Linked DNA regions of Homo sapiens: region 2 is linked to region 1. A link is an interaction called in ENCODE POLR2A ChIA-PET data of the cell type or tissue named here. Cell type or tissue: CD4-positive, alpha-beta T cell. All regions are shown on one strand. Each heading gives the region's core, and the rest is flanking DNA. Links, peaks and the distances in the headings are about the cores only.

Region 1 (8,643 bases), core at 3,644-8,643:
TCTGGGATGTGTCTTTAAAAGGAAGGAACATGTCCTTCTCCTTTTCCTCCTTCCTGTTCCCTGGGAGGTGAACTTGGTAGCTGGAGGTGAAGCAGCTGGAACTTGGATATGAGCGTCTTGTTGATGATAATAGTGCAACAAGATAAAAGCAGCCCGAGCTGGCCTACATTTACATGAGAAGGAAATAAGACTCCATTTTGTTTAAGCTATTCTCTTGCATATATATATACACATATATATCAGCTAAGTGTAGCCATGTGACTAACTTGTGGCCAATGGGATGTCAGTATGAGTGGTAAGAGCAGTATCTTGTATATATATATGTGTATATATACACACACACATATATATACATATATGTATGCAAGAATATAAAATATACATGTGTGTGTGTATATATATACACACATATATATGTCCCTTGCAGCCAAGTCTAATTCTAACTAATACAAACTAACTCTAAAAAATGAATATATATTCACCAGGGGATAGGCTATTTCAAGCAGAGGGAAGCCTGTATAAAGGCTCAGGGAATGCCGTGGTTTTATGTGGCAGCAGATGAGACTGGAAATGAGTCAGGATGAGCCACAGTGGAGGATGAATTAAATGGGCAGGAGTGTGGTAGAAAGACCTGTTGGAGGCTATGAATGCAATCAAGGTGACAGACAACTGGTGCAATGATGGTAGTGGAAATGGAGGAGAGGGGATTGATTCAAGATGCATTTAGGACCAAGAATCGGGAGCTTGTGAACGTGTGTATGAGTACTGTAGACGGAGTGGGTGTGTCATCAGAGAAGATCTGAGCATTTGGGCTTGCTCTCCTCAGAGGCCCTGCGAGTGGAGTTCAGCTTTTCCTCATGGGGCAAATCTCACTTTCGCTCCAGTTCCTGGGGCTCAGAGTCCCTGGCCCAGATGCCTCTTGCCATCTCATCTTCACCCTGCCTGGCTTCCCTTGCTTGTTCCAGGATTGTTTCATAAAGAGGGATGTGGTTGGTCTTTAACCCTATGAATGCTGGCTGAGGATGCCTGCGGAACCTGTAGTGAAGCTTTCAGGGGCTGCTCGGGTTCTGGCTGGTAGGTGAACACTGTCCATCTTGCCGGCTGGGACACAGTGACTCTGGGTAGTTGTGTAAGAGAGGGGCCCTTGGCAGACAAACAGGTTCTTCTCTGTTGGTGGGCCAGCCAGCAGGTCAGTGGGAAGGTTAAAGGTCATGGGGTTTGGGAGAAACTGGGTGAGGAGTTCAGCCCCATCCCCCGTAAAGCTCCTGGGAAGCACTTCTCTACTGGGGCAGCCCCTGATACCAGGGCACTCATTAACCCTCTGGGTGCCAGGGAAAGGGCAGGAGGTGAGTGCTGGGAGGCAGCTGAGGTCAACTTCTTTTGAACTTCCACGTGGTATTTACTCAGAGCAATTGGTGCCAGAGGCTCAGGGCCCTGGAGTATAAAGCAGAATGTCTGCTCTCTGTGCCCAGACGTGAGCAGGTGAGCAGCTGGGGCAGAGGGATGGGGGTCACAGTCCTAAGGGAGGGCATTGCAGGTGGCCTCAGGGGAGAGCCTGGGGTGGCCCCTAAGACGTCCTCTTGGAACATTTTGGCAGAGTTGCCTCTTCGCCCTCATTATGGCTCAGTTTTTCCACCATGAAATGGGAGGGAGGGAGACAGGTGGGCAGGGGAGAGGTGGTAGAAGTGGCCTAGAGAACTGTTCCTGGGGTCTGGGACCTTTGCGAAGGGGTTAGAGCACCACGCTCCCTGCTATGTGACTGAGGTAGCAAGAGCACGCCCTCTTCCCATGTCTGAGGAAGACACCCTAGCCTCCTTGACTCACCTAGGTCAGTCCTCTTGAGCCCCAACAGCTCTGTGCTCCCCAGCCCAAGGAAGGGGTAACAGGATTTCGGGCAGTTGCCCCTGCAGAGGCCCCCTGGGCAAGTCCCCTGCGCCATGTCCCTTCGTCTCCTTCTTCCCCTAACCAGGCCTCCCTCCACCTGTCTTCTCAGAGCAGGTAATGGCAAGCATGGCTGCCGTGCTCACCTGGGCTCTGGCTCTTCTTTCAGGTGGGTCTCCGACCCTGACTTCAACGTGGGGGTGTGGGTGGAGGCTGGCCAGAGGGCCCTGTCCACCCTGGGGGAGGAGAGCCCAGGCCCTGATTACCTAGTCCCTCTCCACAGCGTTTTCGGCCACCCAGGCACGGAAAGGCTTCTGGGACTACTTCAGCCAGACCAGCGGGGACAAAGGCAGGGTGGAGCAGATCCATCAGCAGAAGATGGCTCGCGAGCCCGCGTGAGTGCCCAGGGGAAGGGGTGTAGGCGAAGGGAGGAGACAGCTGGGCCATGCCATGATGACCTGCCTCTGCTGCCTCAACCTCTGTGGCCGCTGCTGGGACAGAGGAAAGGAGCGGTGCTAGCTCTGTCTGCAGATCCCGGCCATCCTGGGCTCTTTAGCGCCCTCTGCCTGCAGCCCCCGCCTTGACAACTCCGTAGCTGTTGCCCCCTTGCTCACTGAGGCGCGGGACCTGGGATCAATCGGGAGGACGCCCGCTGCAGTCCCCAGAATCAAAGGATGATGTGGCGCATCTATGTTTCTTTGGAGAGTGTTGTAGGTCTGGATTTGTATGGGCAATGTGTTTGTGCTTCGTGCGTGAGTTGTTACTGGCCAGGGCTAGGACAAGAGCCCTCGACCCTGGGGCCAACGCCCTGCGTCCTTGGTTCCCCCAGAGGATCAGTGCGCGATGACTTGGGGACAAAGGAGATGATGGAGGCTAGCAGTCTGACGGCCTGGATATCTGTCCCCTTCTCCAGGACCCTGAAAGACAGCCTTGAGCAAGACCTCAACAATATGAACAAGTTCCTGGAAAAGCTGAGGCCTCTGAGTGGGAGCGAGGCTCCTCGGCTCCCACAGGACCCGGTGGGCATGCGGCGGCAGCTGCAGGAGGAGTTGGAGGAGGTGAAGGCTCGCCTCCAGCCCTACATGGCAGAGGCGCACGAGCTGGTGGGCTGGAATTTGGAGGGCTTGCGGCAGCAACTGAAGCCCTACACGATGGATCTGATGGAGCAGGTGGCCCTGCGCGTGCAGGAGCTGCAGGAGCAGTTGCGCGTGGTGGGGGAAGACACCAAGGCCCAGTTGCTGGGGGGCGTGGACGAGGCTTGGGCTTTGCTGCAGGGACTGCAGAGCCGCGTGGTGCACCACACCGGCCGCTTCAAAGAGCTCTTCCACCCATACGCCGAGAGCCTGGTGAGCGGCATCGGGCGCCACGTGCAGGAGCTGCACCGCAGTGTGGCTCCGCACGCCCCCGCCAGCCCCGCGCGCCTCAGTCGCTGCGTGCAGGTGCTCTCCCGGAAGCTCACGCTCAAGGCCAAGGCCCTGCACGCACGCATCCAGCAGAACCTGGACCAGCTGCGCGAAGAGCTCAGCAGAGCCTTTGCAGGCACTGGGACTGAGGAAGGGGCCGGCCCGGACCCCCAGATGCTCTCCGAGGAGGTGCGCCAGCGACTTCAGGCTTTCCGCCAGGACACCTACCTGCAGATAGCTGCCTTCACTCGCGCCATCGACCAGGAGACTGAGGAGGTCCAGCAGCAGCTGGCGCCACCTCCACCAGGCCACAGTGCCTTCGCCCCAGAGTTTCAACAAACAGACAGTGGCAAGGTTCTGAGCAAGCTGCAGGCCCGTCTGGATGACCTGTGGGAAGACATCACTCACAGCCTTCATGACCAGGGCCACAGCCATCTGGGGGACCCCTGAGGATCTACCTGCCCAGGCCCATTCCCAGCTCCTTGTCTGGGGAGCCTTGGCTCTGAGCCTCTAGCATGGTTCAGTCCTTGAAAGTGGCCTGTTGGGTGGAGGGTGGAAGGTCCTGTGCAGGACAGGGAGGCCACCAAAGGGGCTGCTGTCTCCTGCACATCCAGCCTCCTGCGACTCCCCAATCTGGATGCATTACATTCACCAGGCTTTGCAAACCCAGCCTCCCAGTGCTCATTTGGGAATGCTCATGAGTTACTCCATTCAAGGGTGAGGGAGTAGGGAGGGAGAGGCACCATGCATGTGGGTGATTATCTGCAAGCCTGTTTGCCGTGATGCTGGAAGCCTGTGCCACTACATCCTGGAGTTTGGCTCTAGTCACTTCTGGCTGCCTGGTGGCCACTGCTACAGCTGGTCCACAGAGAGGAGCACTTGTCTCCCCAGGGCTGCCATGGCAGCTATCAGGGGAATAGAAGGGAGAAAGAGAATATCATGGGGAGAACATGTGATGGTGTGTGAATATCCCTGCTGGCTCTGATGCTGGTGGGTACGAAAGGTGTGGGCTGTGATAGGAGAGGGCAGAGCCCATGTTTCCTGACATAGCTCTACACCTAAATAAGGGACTGAACCCTCCCAACTGTGGGAGCTCCTTAAACCCTCTGGGGAGCATACTGTGTGCTCTCCCCATCTCCAGCCCCTCCCTCTGGGTTCCCAAGTTGAAGCCTAGACTTCTGGCTCAAATGAAATAGATGTTTATGATAGAAGTTTGCCTGGCGTGACTCTCATTTGGACCATGTCTGAAAGCAGTGGCCTCACCACTATCCCCAAAGCACACCCATCACCCACTCCATTCCCTTGCTGCTCTTTCTCATCCACCCACTCCCAGTCCAGGTCTGTCAAAGGGGGTCTGGCTGGGCTCTGCTTCAGGGATCCTGGCTAGACAACGGCTGTCTGTCACACCTGGCAGGAGGGCCTGGGTTACGGGCCCTTCCTCTGCACCTGCACTGTTCACTAGCCTGCTCCCCCACAGGACACTGTGCATGGAATGCAGGCTGTGTCTGGAAGAGCTGTGGCCCTGGTGGACCTAAGATTCCTGAGGTGGGCTGCCTCCTTTGTTCCTGCTGTTCTAGAGTTTGAATGGCCTCTTTTTATGCCGGACTCTCTTCTGGGGACTCCCCTCACTCAGGGGCACCAATGCTCCCTATAGATCCCCTGGGAACTGAAACTGGGGTGTGGTGGAGGACGTGGAAAGGGTAAACACAGCTCCTTGTCTTTGGACTTCCCTGTCCGGCCCCCTTTCCTCCCAGCTCAGCCTACTGTCCCCGGGTTCTCAGCACCTGCCTGCTCCCCAACCCCATAGCACAGACCCCACACATATGTAGGCTCATCATGCCTGCAGGCTGGTCTTCCCTGACACCGTGGATTTTGACAATGTTGGCAACAGAACTGGGTTGTGGACCCAGCACCTGGAGAGAGGAAGTGCTAGAAAGGTAGAAATAATAAAAGGTGTTTTTGTTGTTGTTAGGAAACTGGAAAAGCATAGGTCAAGGGCTATGATGGGGATGAGGAGGTAGGAGTGAAAATGAGGGCTGTGTACTTGAGGCTGGGATTGGGGAAGGTAGTGATGAGGACAGAATAGGGAGTGGGAAGAACAGAAAGGGACAGAGGGATTCAGGGATTGTGAGAGAGGGGAAGAGGCTGAGCCACCCGGAGGGGCGACCTAGCACGCAAGCAGTATGTGGCCCAACACTGGAACCAAGCAGCCCGGCTCCGGGCGCACCTTCTCAGGGATTCCTCAGGGACAAGTCCAGCCCCTTGTCGTCAAGGCTCTTGTAGACCGACGTAGGGACCAATAGAACCCCGTGCGGTGGAGCTATTGTGAAGGAGCAAAAAAGTGCCCTGGTTCTAAGAGGACGTCTTAGGGGAAGTGACGGCTGAGTTGAGGTGGATCCGGCTGGCGATGTAAGGTTCGAGCCATATAAACCCGGGAACCGGGAGCCCTTGACGACATTGTTCCCCGAGTGCCCGGAGTCTGCGGCTTTTTTTGGGGTGGTGGCAGCTGGCGGAAGTGACGGGAGAGGGGTGGGGCCGCGAGAGCGGCGGAAGTAGGAAGCCGAGGTCTGAATTGCGCGTGGTGGCCATGGCGGCCAGCGGGGCTGTGGAACCAGGGCCCCCGGGGGCTGCCGTCGCCCCGTCGCCCGCCCCGGCCCCGCCGCCTGCCCCTGATCACCTGTTCCGGCCCATCAGCGCCGAGGACGAGGAGCAGCAGCCCACCGAGATCGAGTCGCTATGCATGAACTGTTACTGCAATGTGAGGCGGGGGCGCGGCCGCGAGCGGCGGGTGGGTAGGGCTTGTGCCGGGACGAGCCGGGGGTCAGACCCAGCCAGGTGGGCCCGGCCGGGGACCCCGAGGAGCGCCCGGAGATAGTAGGGCGGGGAAAGGGAGTTTCATTGATTTTTTTCCTTAGCTACTTTCTACTTCACCAGGGCATGACGCGCCTCCTGCTCACCAAGATTCCCTTCTTCAGAGAAATAATAGTGAGCTCCTTTTCCTGCGAGCACTGTGGCTGGAACAACACGGAGATCCAGTCGGCAGGCAGGATCCAGGACCAGGGAGTGCGCTACACTTTGTCTGTCAGGGCTCTGGAGGTGAGAGGACCTCAGAGCAGGTACCTCAGTATTCTAGAGAGAGATTCGGTACTGGGGTCAGAGCTCTGGTCCAGGCGGTCGGATCTTAAATAAATCCCCCTATGTCTCCTAGCCTTAGTTTCTTTTGTAAAATGGTACTGGTGTTGTCATCAGCTCAAGTGAGATAAGATTTGTGAAAATGCTTTGTAAATGTTGTCTGAGGGTATGAAATGAGCAGTAGTTGTTATGAATAGTATTCTCACCATTTGGACAGCCTGGCTCACACCACCTGTACTATTCGAAAGGAGCAGTCTGGACCCTGTGGAGTGGCGAGAGGGAGAGACAGCTGGGCTGCGGTCTGATGGAAGGGGACGGTCTGGTTATTACTTGAGGAGAAGCTGTTCTGCAGTCTCTTTGTACTGAACGTATTCTTTTCTTCCCAGGACATGAACAGAGAAGTGGTGAAGACTGACTCTGCTGCCACAAGGATTCCTGAGCTAGATTTTGAAATTCCTGCCTTTAGCCAGAAAGGAGGTAAGTTTAAGATCAGAGTATTTGGGCTGTTCGCATGTAGCTAGAATCTTACCCTCTTTCTTGCAAAACCCCCTGGTGCCAGGTCTAGTGGTTTGTGTATGGGTTCTACCATGTAATCATTGTGATCTTCATTAGTTAATCATGAGTGGAAAGCTTAGGTAAAACAGCTCGAGATGGTAGAAAGTAATGGTAATACCATAGTGTGTTTATTGTAGAATTTTAGCATCACTATTATCAGACATGAATGGAACCTTGCACCTGGCCTTCTCATTTTACAGATGAGGAAATTAAGACCCAGAGAGTTCAAGTGAATTGCCCAGGGTCATACAGGGACTTGATAGCAGAGCTGAGGCTAAGTCACACTTGTCTTTTGTTCTTGTTCACAAGCTCTGACCACTGTTGAAGGATTGATCACCCGTGCTATCTCTGGCCTGGAGCAGGACCAGCCTGCACGAAGGGTAAGCTGGGGTTTTCTGATTGTAGCAGCTCAAGGAATAATTGCTTATATAGAGTGTCCCATGTGTCTGAAGAGTCTCTGACTAAGTGTTGGAAACTTGCTGGGTAAGCATATGGTGGTGCTGGAGCTGCTAGAATGTTGCATATGTTATAATTATTGTCTTTTCCACTTCCCTCCCTCAGTATATATTCAGGCCTCATCAGACAATATAACATTACCTCTGAAGAGCCTTTCCTAATCCCCTTGGGTTATCTGTGTTTCCTGAGTATTCCACTGCATCTTATATTTATTATGACAGAAGTAATATATTATAGCTGCATCTTTAGTTATTTGTCTCCTTAATTGGTTGGGGAGTCCCATGAGAGGACTGATATATATACTATTATATCTCTAACGTGGCATGAGTGCCTGGGCTAAATGGTTGAATGAGTGAGAAAAAGGAGGCTCACCTGTCACCACCCGTCAACTTCAGGCTTGTTTGCTACATCTCATTGTGAAGCCTGAGTCACTCTGTTTCCACTCACACTGAGATAGGTGGTGACTTCCTAATGGAAGTAACATGGGCATGACAAGGGGCAGGGCATAAGGTACACCACCAGGGCTGATGCTTTACTCTCTGTTCATGGCAGGCAAACAAAGATGCTACAGCTGAAAGAATTGATGAGTTCATTGTCAAACTGAAGGAGCTAAAGCAAGTAGCCTCCCCTTTCACTCTGGTGAGTATTGAGAGGCTGGAGTTGCCCTTGATTAGGGGAGGAGGGACCATTAAGACTGCTGGGATTTTCCACTGTGATGCCTGCGTGGTCTGATAGTAGGTGATGTAGGATTGTTTATGATTTTCTTTTGCAGTGACTCTCTCTTCTCCCATTTGTTAGATCATTGATGATCCCTCAGGGAACAGTTTTGTGGAAAACCCACATGCTCCTCAGAAAGATGATGCCCTGGTGATCACACACTACAACCGGACCCGACAGCAGGAAGAGATGCTGGGGCTTCAAGTAAGTGGACTGAAGGATCCAGAAGAATGCTCTGGAATTATCGCGCACTCTGGATTGCTTGGAGTCAGTGGAACTTATTTTGCTGCTGCTGCTCTGTGTGCCCTATCTCAGCTTGTTTGTGCTTCTCATCTTGCTTATGTCCAGGACTTGGGTAAACTTCACAGAAAGGATGGCAGTGGCTGTGATCCTATCTTAAGTCCTGTTCTTCCTTTGGTTGGGGCTTTACTTTGTGGTTTCTCTAACTGATGAGGTGGCACCTGACATAACTGATGAGGTGGCACCTGAGCATTTCTCC
Region 2 (7,972 bases), core at 2,767-7,766, 390 kb before region 1:
AGGGCACACCCTATATCCCAGGTCTGAAAGCAGGAGCCAGAGAGGCTTGTCCATCCCCTCTCAGCCACCTGCAGCACTCACACGTGACTGCTTGAGACACCAGCACTGACAGGGTTTTCTGGCGGTGCCCTTGATCGACCGGTTCATCTGGAAGTAAAATGTCAAAGTGGTAAACTAGTTGCCTGGAGCTTGGCTAGAGTCAGTGGGATCAGGCCTTTGAGAGACTGGAGCCAAAAACCCATGTCCTATCAGGTCCACCAATCAGCCACGCAGGCTCTTCTTGCTCCCAGAAAGTGACCAAGACCTCCCCATCCCTAGCCAGGCCCAGGGCACAAAATGTACCTTCTGCGAAGGGGTAGAAAGGCAGGGAGCCCCCGCAGGCTTGGTCTTCGGTCTTCACCACCACCACCACATAAAAGCTGTTGCTGGGGAAGTCTTTGCGCTGCAGGATGATGATGATAAATATCTTCTTCATCATCATCATCATCATTCTTTTCTAAATACTTGTTCTGGGGCCAGACATTATGCTAAATTCTTCATAGATATATTTTACTTAATCCTCACAAGATTTTTTTTTTTTTTGAGACGGAGTTTCACTCCTATTGCCTAGGCTGGAGTGCCATGGCATGATCTCAGCTCACTGCAACCTCCGCCTCCCGGGTTCAAACAATTCTCCTGCTTCAACCTCCCAAGTAGCTGGGATTACAGGCGTCCATCACCACGCCCAGCTAATTTTTATGTTTTTAGTAGAGATGGGGTTTCACCATGTTGGCCAGGCTGGTCTTGAACGCCTGATCTCAGGTGATCTGCCCGCCTCAGCCTCCCGAAGTGTGGGATTACAGGCGTGAGCCACTGCGCCTGACCTTTTTTTTCTTGAGACAGAGTTTCACTCCTTTTGCCCAGGCTGGAGTGCAGTGGTGTGATCTCGGCTCACTGCAACCTCTGTCTCCCAGGTTCAAGTGATTCTCCTGACTCAGCCTCCCGAGTAGCTGGGATTACAGGCATGCGCCACCATGCCCAGCTAATTTTTCGTATTTTTAGTAGAGACGGGGTTTCAGCCTGTTGGCCAGGCTGGTCTTGAACTCCTGATCTCAGGTGATCCGCCCACCTCGGCCTCCCAAAGTGCTGGGATTACAGGAATGAGCCACCGCGCTCAGCCCTCTTATTGTTACAATGAATGAAGTAGGTATGACAGCCAGAAGGGGGTACTCTACTCTTTCCCATCCCCAAGAGCAACTGGGATTATGGTACAACTCTCATATATATCAGGGGACTCAAAGTCACAGGGACTGGAAGGCCAAAGACTCAGTCGTGTGTAGGATAGGAATGGGCAGAGGAAGAAGAGCTCAAGTTTGGAAAGCTACACAGCTTATCGCCCAGCCACACCTCCCACGTGGCCACATGCATTTCCTACCTGTACGGTGATGGCCGCCTTCTTGGTCATCGTCTGGTACATGCCGATGAAGGCTACGTTGTTGTCCAGGTCATAGACAGGACACTGCAGAGGGGCGGGAGAGGCAGATGGATGGGAACCTGGCCTGCCCCTCTCTTTAGCAGCCCTGCTGCCTGCTGGGGAAGAGCAAAAGGGCAGGCAACTCACCAGCACATCCTGAATGGAGATGACTGAGCAGGGGAAGGCCTTGTTGGAGGTCACCTTGACAATTACCGAGTCCACGCCTTCAGGGAACTCATACTTGAAGTACTGAGGGTGCAGGAAGGAAGGGAGAGCCCCATCTCATGAGGATGCTCTCTTGGCCCCTCTAGAAGGGAATAGTCCCCTATAAGCGAGGACCCAGAATCCTCTGAGGGGTGGGCAGTGGAGGCTCTCCGAGGAGACAGGCCTTGATCACAGCAGCCCCTTTCTCTGTATACCATTCCCTTCAACCTCAGCAGGGCACTCAGCAGAATGCCAGAGAGGCAACCAGACTCCATGTCTCTGTACAGTCCCATGCTGTCTGTCCCTCACCATGTCAGGGCCAGAGCTCCTGTTTCCAGAGAGCCCTCCATGGAGAAAACAGCCAATTCAAAAGGCCAAGCAAAGACCGCTGGCCACTCCCATTCTCATATTCAAGCTCCCCCATTTCTCCTCTCGAGCAATCAACAGGGAGATGTTACCTGGGGCTGTGCTGCTGTGGTATTGAAGCTGAACTGCTCCCCAGTCCTGCAGGGCAGAGAAGAGCCCCCACCAGTCACCCCCGGAGCCTGGGGAAGAACCAGCCCCCGTGGTCCCCTCACTCTACCCTGCAGACCTGAGCACAAAATCGTCCATGCGGCTGACCCGGAGCTGGTATGTGGTGTTGACTGGTGACAGGGTGGACACATCCACGTAGAAGAACTGAATCTCCGACTCATTCTTGGTGGGGGGCTGACACAGGGTTCGTTCCACTTTTTGGTAGAGGTACTTGCGCTGAAACCTATGGCCCGAAGCAGGGAGATAGGATGTGAGCACTGTCCCAGCCGGCCTGCCCCTCCAGAGGAGCGAGGCCCCACCTCGCCCCGTCTGGTCTCCACCACCTCCCTGCGAGGTGCACAAGCTCCCGGCTGGTGGGACTCGGCCCTTGTGCTGTTGACCAGCCTCCCAGCCCAGGGAAAGGGGAGGAGAAATGGGGGGGCTCCTGGTTGAGGCTCCAGCCAAGGACTGGCCTAGGCTGCCCCGCTTCCCTGATGCCCAGATCCTACTCACATCCCTCGCAGGATTAGGGGCACCTGGAAGGACACCACAGCCTCCTTCTGGCGGACCACAAACAGCAACGGCGCCCCCTTCTGCTTGTTCAGGACGTTCACAGACACACGCACGCCCTCTGTCTGCAGAACGACATGGAAATGCCTCTCAAGCCTCTGCCACCAGGGACACGTGGCTCCAGAGACTATGAGCCCTGCCCTCCTTCATGCCAGCTACTTTGGTCTTTCTCCATCTTGGTCGGGCCAGGGAGTCATCTCTGCCTCTTCTTCTGCCAGAACAACCCCCAGACTCCAGGAAAGACCTGTGCTGAGTGCAGCTCCTGGCCGGCAGACATGTGCAGGGCAGCAGGACCCAAGCAACCGCAGGGTCTCACCCTCTGCCAGGAAACACGGTGGAGGCCTTGCGAGTCTCCAGGATACCCCATTCCTATCCATGTGCACAGGATGCACAGGCCTGCACACACAAACGTGTACACACGCCCCCACACACGAAGACACAGGAGAACAAGAAGTGCTCCTCAACCTTCCTGTGAGCCAGGAAGCCAGCAGGAAGCTCTAGTTAACAGCTAACCTGGGGCCAGAGCCCAGAGGAGTTGAGGAGGGGTAGGTATTGAAGGCCATGTTGTATCCTTAGCTCCCACCAAGGGACAGGGCTGTGGAGAAGTCACTTTACTTCTCTAAGCCTCAACTTCTCCCTCTATAAAATGACAGCCGGGTGCGGTGACTCACGCTTGTAGCACTTTGGGAGGCCAAGGCAGGAGGATCATCTGAGGTCAGGAGTTTGAGACCAGCCTGGCCAACATGGTGAAGCCCCATCTCTACTAAAAATACAAAAATTAGCTGGGTATGGTGGCAGGCGCCTGTAATCTCAACTACTTGGGAGGCTGAGGCAGGAGAATCGCTTGAACCGGGAAGGCGGAGGTTGCAGTGAGCTGAGATCACAAAACTGCACTTCAGCCTGGGCAACAGAGTGAGACTGGTCTCAAAAAAAAAAAAAAAAAAAAAAAGATAAAGTGATCTTCACCCTTGGAGCTATGAAGGAACATATATAAACAATGGGAGCTTAAAGGAAAAATAAAACCAAATCGATCTTGGAATGCTTGTTATTGGGCTGCTGAAACCCAAGCCCTAGGGCAGCATTTCCCAAAAGAGTAAAAACCACAGCTCTCCAGTGCCTTTAGATATGGGAAAAAAGGAAGAAAGGACTCTAAGCAGAAAGAGATCAAACTTCAGAGAACCAGGCACTGGGGGCAGATCCTGGCCTGCCACAGAAACCAAACCACTCCCCGTTCTGAAAAAAAATCAGATTCCCCATTCTCAACTCCATTGCTTCTCAGTAAACGGCAGTCATGGAGAGAGAGCAAGAGACCCGGGCACGAGACCACACAGCCAGGTTGCAAGAATTCTCCCAATCTCAGCTCTGCCTGGGGTCTAGACTTCCCACACTAGCTGTGTCTATTTCAACTCAGGGACTCACAGCTGGTGAAGAAACCAAAGAGAAGTCAGGGTGAAGTGGATTTTTCACAGTGGACAAATTCCCCTTCTCTTCCCACCCAACTTGCAGTTGGCCTTATAAAACCTCTGTCACCCTCAATTTACAAGGCCAGCTGGCTCTCCCAGGCAGGAAGAGGGCTGGGAAGCCCTGCATTCATCTCCCTGGGGAGTCTGAGATGTAACTTGCCTGCACAGAGCTTTTCAGTTCTGGGCCAGTCTCATTCCCCTGAGGTTTTCTGGGCAAGCCCAGTAATAAGCCTGTTTCCTCTCCCACCGAGACCCCACAGAGCTGTCAGATTCTGGGGTTTAGGGTAGAGAGCAAGCCATGTGTGCTCAGACCACAACTGATGGAAGAATGGGGGCGGAAGAGAAGATGGGAATGAGCCAACTTCAAAAACTGCCCAGCTGGAGCTTCAGAGAAACATTGGTGGCAAAGGAAGGAGGACTGGTCAAGAGGCTCCAGTGTGGTTCTGGGAACTGGGAACCTAGCAGGACAGCTCGTTCCTGGGGCCTCCCAAAAGGGTAGCGGGGCGGCAGAATCGCCTAGCCCTCGTCGGCTTCCCCACTCGCCTCTGGCCCCTAAGCCCCCAGCCCTCACCCTGTTGCGGGTCACAGTATGGTTGAAGGTGTAGATGTTGACCAGCTCGCTGTTGACCTCGTCCACGTAGGTGCGCTCAAACTCGGCGTCTTTCTGCGAGACGTTCTTGGGCCCCAGAACCCCCAGATGGCTCTCGACCGAGGCCACCAAGAGCACCAAGAAGGGCAAGCCCAGAGCGAACATGGCCCCGGCAGGGCGGCAGTGGCAGCGGTGGTGGCGGCGGCGGCGGCGACAGGAGACAGGACACCTCCGGGACGGGTTGCGGCTGCGGCCGCAGCTTCCAGCATCTCACCAGGACCAGAACTTTAACCCCGGCCTGAGATTAGGAAATGTCCCCTCCCAAGAGCCCCGAAGAGGCTCCCAGGGTCCCCGCAGGGGAGGGGGCGGCCGGGAGGGGGCGGGGAGGGAGGGGATGCTGGCTACGGGAAGGGGTCCCAGCTCGCGAGGGGCTGAGTACGACCTGAGACCCTGGAGCCCCGGGCCAGGGCCGTGAGAAGGAGGGCGGCTGGTTGCCGGGAGCCTGGAGACGCCGGGAAAGGGGAGGGAGGAAGAGCCGGCGGCGGGGGCTGGCCGCGGAGGAAGGCGAGTCGCAGAGTGAGGGGCGTGATAGGTGGTAGCTACCCGACGCCGTGCTGGGCTGCGAGTTTTCCGAGGTGCGGGCCCTTTAAGGGCGGGCGGACGCGCCGTCCCGACGCACGAACACTGAAAAGTGAGCTGCGCCGCTGGGCGATAAACAGCAGGGCTGCTGGCCCGCCCGCTGACGTCAGGGGAAACTGACACAGATTTAAAGGACCAGGTCCCGCATTTGCCCTTAAAGGGGCTGCAGCTGTCTAGCTGAAGGGGAAAGCTTGCAATGCCTTCTCCAACTCCTACCCAACTCTCTCCCGTGATTTTCACCATCTCTGAAACTCACGTTGGAATAGGCAGATGTTTCTGTTAACAATCTCCAAGTGTTGGGTTCTTGCTGAACAACTCTTACATTTGCTCAAACATAAGGATTCCCCCACCCCCACCACCACCTTTACAACTAACATCGTCCAACCCTGGGCCACTTTTTCTCCGGGGATCTTAAAAAATGAAAAACTCGAAGGATTAGGAAACAGGACGGTGGCCCTACCGGCGGAGGGGAAACGGAGGCAGCACTGCAGGAGGAATCCCCATGCCTTTCCCACCTCCCTCTAGAGGGGCCACACAACTGCAGGGACGGCCTTCCGAGCTTTCCAAGCTTGCCGGGCTGTTTCCCCTCTTCTCTCAGAGACAGTTACAAAACTCATTGAAAGATACTGACCTTCAGTGTAAATTGGTGAAAACTTTTCTACAAAATATTTTGGCACTGTTTCAAGAAACTTAGAGAGCTTTATACCCTTTGATCCAGTAATTCCACTTCTGGACTCTATCCTAAGGAAATAGGAAGCACAGATAAAAATACCTGGGCAGCTACGCTTATCACTGTGATATTTATAATATAAAGCAAAAAGGAAATGACTTGGATATCCATAATGAGGGATTGGTTAAATGCACTATCATGAAGGCATCAAAAATGATGCTTAAGACTTCACAGGACACGTAAGCAGAGAATTCAGGATATGACACTAAATAAACAGTATATAGAGCCAGGTGCCGTGGCTCACACGTGTAATCCCAACACTTTGGGAGGCCAAGACAGGTAGATCACTTGAGGTCAGGAGTTCGAGACCAGCCATGGCCAACATGGTGAACCCCATCTCTACTATAAAAATACAAAATTAGTGGGGCGTGGTGACGCGTGCCTGTAATCCCAGCTACTGGGGAGGCTGAAGCAGGAGAATCGCTTAACTCTACCAGGCGGAGGTTGCAGTGAGCTGAGATCATGCTCCTGCACTCCAGCCTGGGCTGCAACAGAGCAAGACTCTGTCTCAAAAATAAATAAGTAAATAAAACCGTATATATTCCAAATGCATATAGACATGCATAGAAAAATAGAAAAAAATTGTACTAAACATTTAGCAATGTCTCCAGAAAGCAGGGCAAATTTTAAAAATAAAATTTAGCAGTAGTTATCTTTGAATTACAATTTTAAAAATAACACATATTGTATATCATTTTCCTTTAATTCTAAAAATATAGAGTAGTACCAAAAAATAAAAAATAATGGATTGTGAGTGGTTCTTAAATTTTATTTTTTATATTTAAAAAGATTTACAAATGTTCTACAATGTATATATATTTATATATTGCTTTTTTATCTGCCGGGGGGTGGAGACAGGGTCTCGCTCTGTTGCCCAGGTTGGAGTGCAGTGGCACAATCTCAGCTCATTGCAACCTCTGCCTCCTGGGTTCAAGCAATTCTCCTGCCTCAGTCTCCCGAGTAGCTGGGATTACAGGCCATGTGCCACCACGCCCAGCTAATTTTTGTATTTTTGGTAGAGACGGGGTTTCACCATATTGGTCAGGCTGGTCTCGAACTCCTGACCTCAGGTGATCCACCCACCTCAGTCTCCCAAAGTGCTGGGATTATAGGCATGAGCCACCATGCCTGGCCACATATATTGCATTTATAAGACAAATTAGACTTTTTTTTTTTTTTTTTTTTGAGATGGAGTCTCACTGTCACCCATGCTGGAGTACAGTGGTGTGATCTCAGCTCACTGCAATCTCCGCCTCCTGAGTTCAGGCGATGCTCCTGCCTCAGCCTCCCAAGTAGCTGGGACTACAGGCACCCGCCACCACACCCTGCTAATTTCTTGTATTTTTAGTAAAGCGGGGTTTCACCATATTGGTCAGGCTGATCTCGAACTCCTGACCTCGAGTGATCCACCCACCTAGGCTTCCCAAAGTGTTGGGATTACAGGCGTGAGCCACTGCGCCCGGCCAAATTAGACATGTTTAAAGGAAAAGAAATGTGGCCACCTCTGAAGCTGTCAGACATCCTAATAAAGCCACCCAGATCAGTGCCTTGTCAGAGTTCTCTCAGCTGGCAGGATTGCAGCAGTCTCAGCTCCCAGCCCTGCCCAACTATCTGGAGCCTTGTTCCAATGAAGACTATTTTACCTTATGATCAGTTAGTTATATTTACTCATTCCTGCAATAAATATTTAATAAGCATCCACGATGTGCCAGGTACTGTTGTAGTTATGCTGGGCAAATGGTGAGTGGAGGAATTAGTTTTGGCCCCTGTCCAAGCACAGCATACTTGAGGATGAAGACCAGAAGCAAGCT

What was found. ChIA-PET counts read pairs that join two places held together with the same protein. Peaks named below come from ENCODE experiments on the same cell type or tissue, not always from the same donor. Only the 100,000 strongest peaks of a DNase experiment are listed, where the experiment ranks them.
Region 2: POLR2A ChIA-PET joins it to region 1 with 12 read pairs; 12 of 35 experiments call an interaction of 5 or more read pairs at or near these places.

Annotation. Positions count from the first base shown.
Region 1 is chr11:116,785,219-116,793,861 of GRCh38, reverse strand. ZPR1 (ZPR1 zinc finger) reads left to right here and starts at 5,839. Exons shown (of 14, transcript NM_003904.5): 1 at 5,839-6,042; 2 at 6,219-6,380; 3 at 6,803-6,893; 4 at 7,281-7,351; 5 at 7,980-8,066; 6 at 8,226-8,348. The coding sequence starts at 5,872. APOA5 (apolipoprotein A5) reads left to right here and starts at 1,983. Exons shown (of 3, transcript NM_001371904.1): 1 at 1,983-2,050; 2 at 2,165-2,276; 3 at 2,795-4,495. The coding sequence starts at 2,002. The coding sequence ends at 3,734. RefSeq lists an enhancer at 5,537-5,816 and silencers at 5,629-5,852, 5,887-6,136. In CD4-positive, alpha-beta T cell, for the core only: no CTCF peak of the experiment used is centred there; a DNase peak (open chromatin) is centred at 5,801; H3K4me3 peaks cover 1,963 bases; H3K27ac peaks cover 1,103 bases.
Region 2 is chr11:117,176,249-117,184,220 of GRCh38, reverse strand. It overlaps SIDT2 (SID1 transmembrane family member 2), which reads right to left and starts at 5,478. Exons shown (of 26, transcript NM_001040455.2): 1 at 4,775-5,478; 2 at 2,684-2,805; 3 at 2,250-2,414; 4 at 2,116-2,161; 5 at 1,601-1,702; 6 at 1,415-1,498; 7 at 343-442; 8 at 82-147. The coding sequence starts at 4,957. It also overlaps a transcript of PAFAH1B2 not described here. RefSeq lists silencers at 2,503-2,562, 5,170-5,379 and enhancers at 2,001-2,796, 3,033-3,092, 4,120-4,189. In CD4-positive, alpha-beta T cell, for the core only: a CTCF peak has its summit at 2,802 (motif pointing left); DNase peaks (open chromatin) are centred at 2,790, 4,980 and 5,490; H3K4me3 peaks cover 2,235 bases; H3K27ac peaks cover 1,038 bases.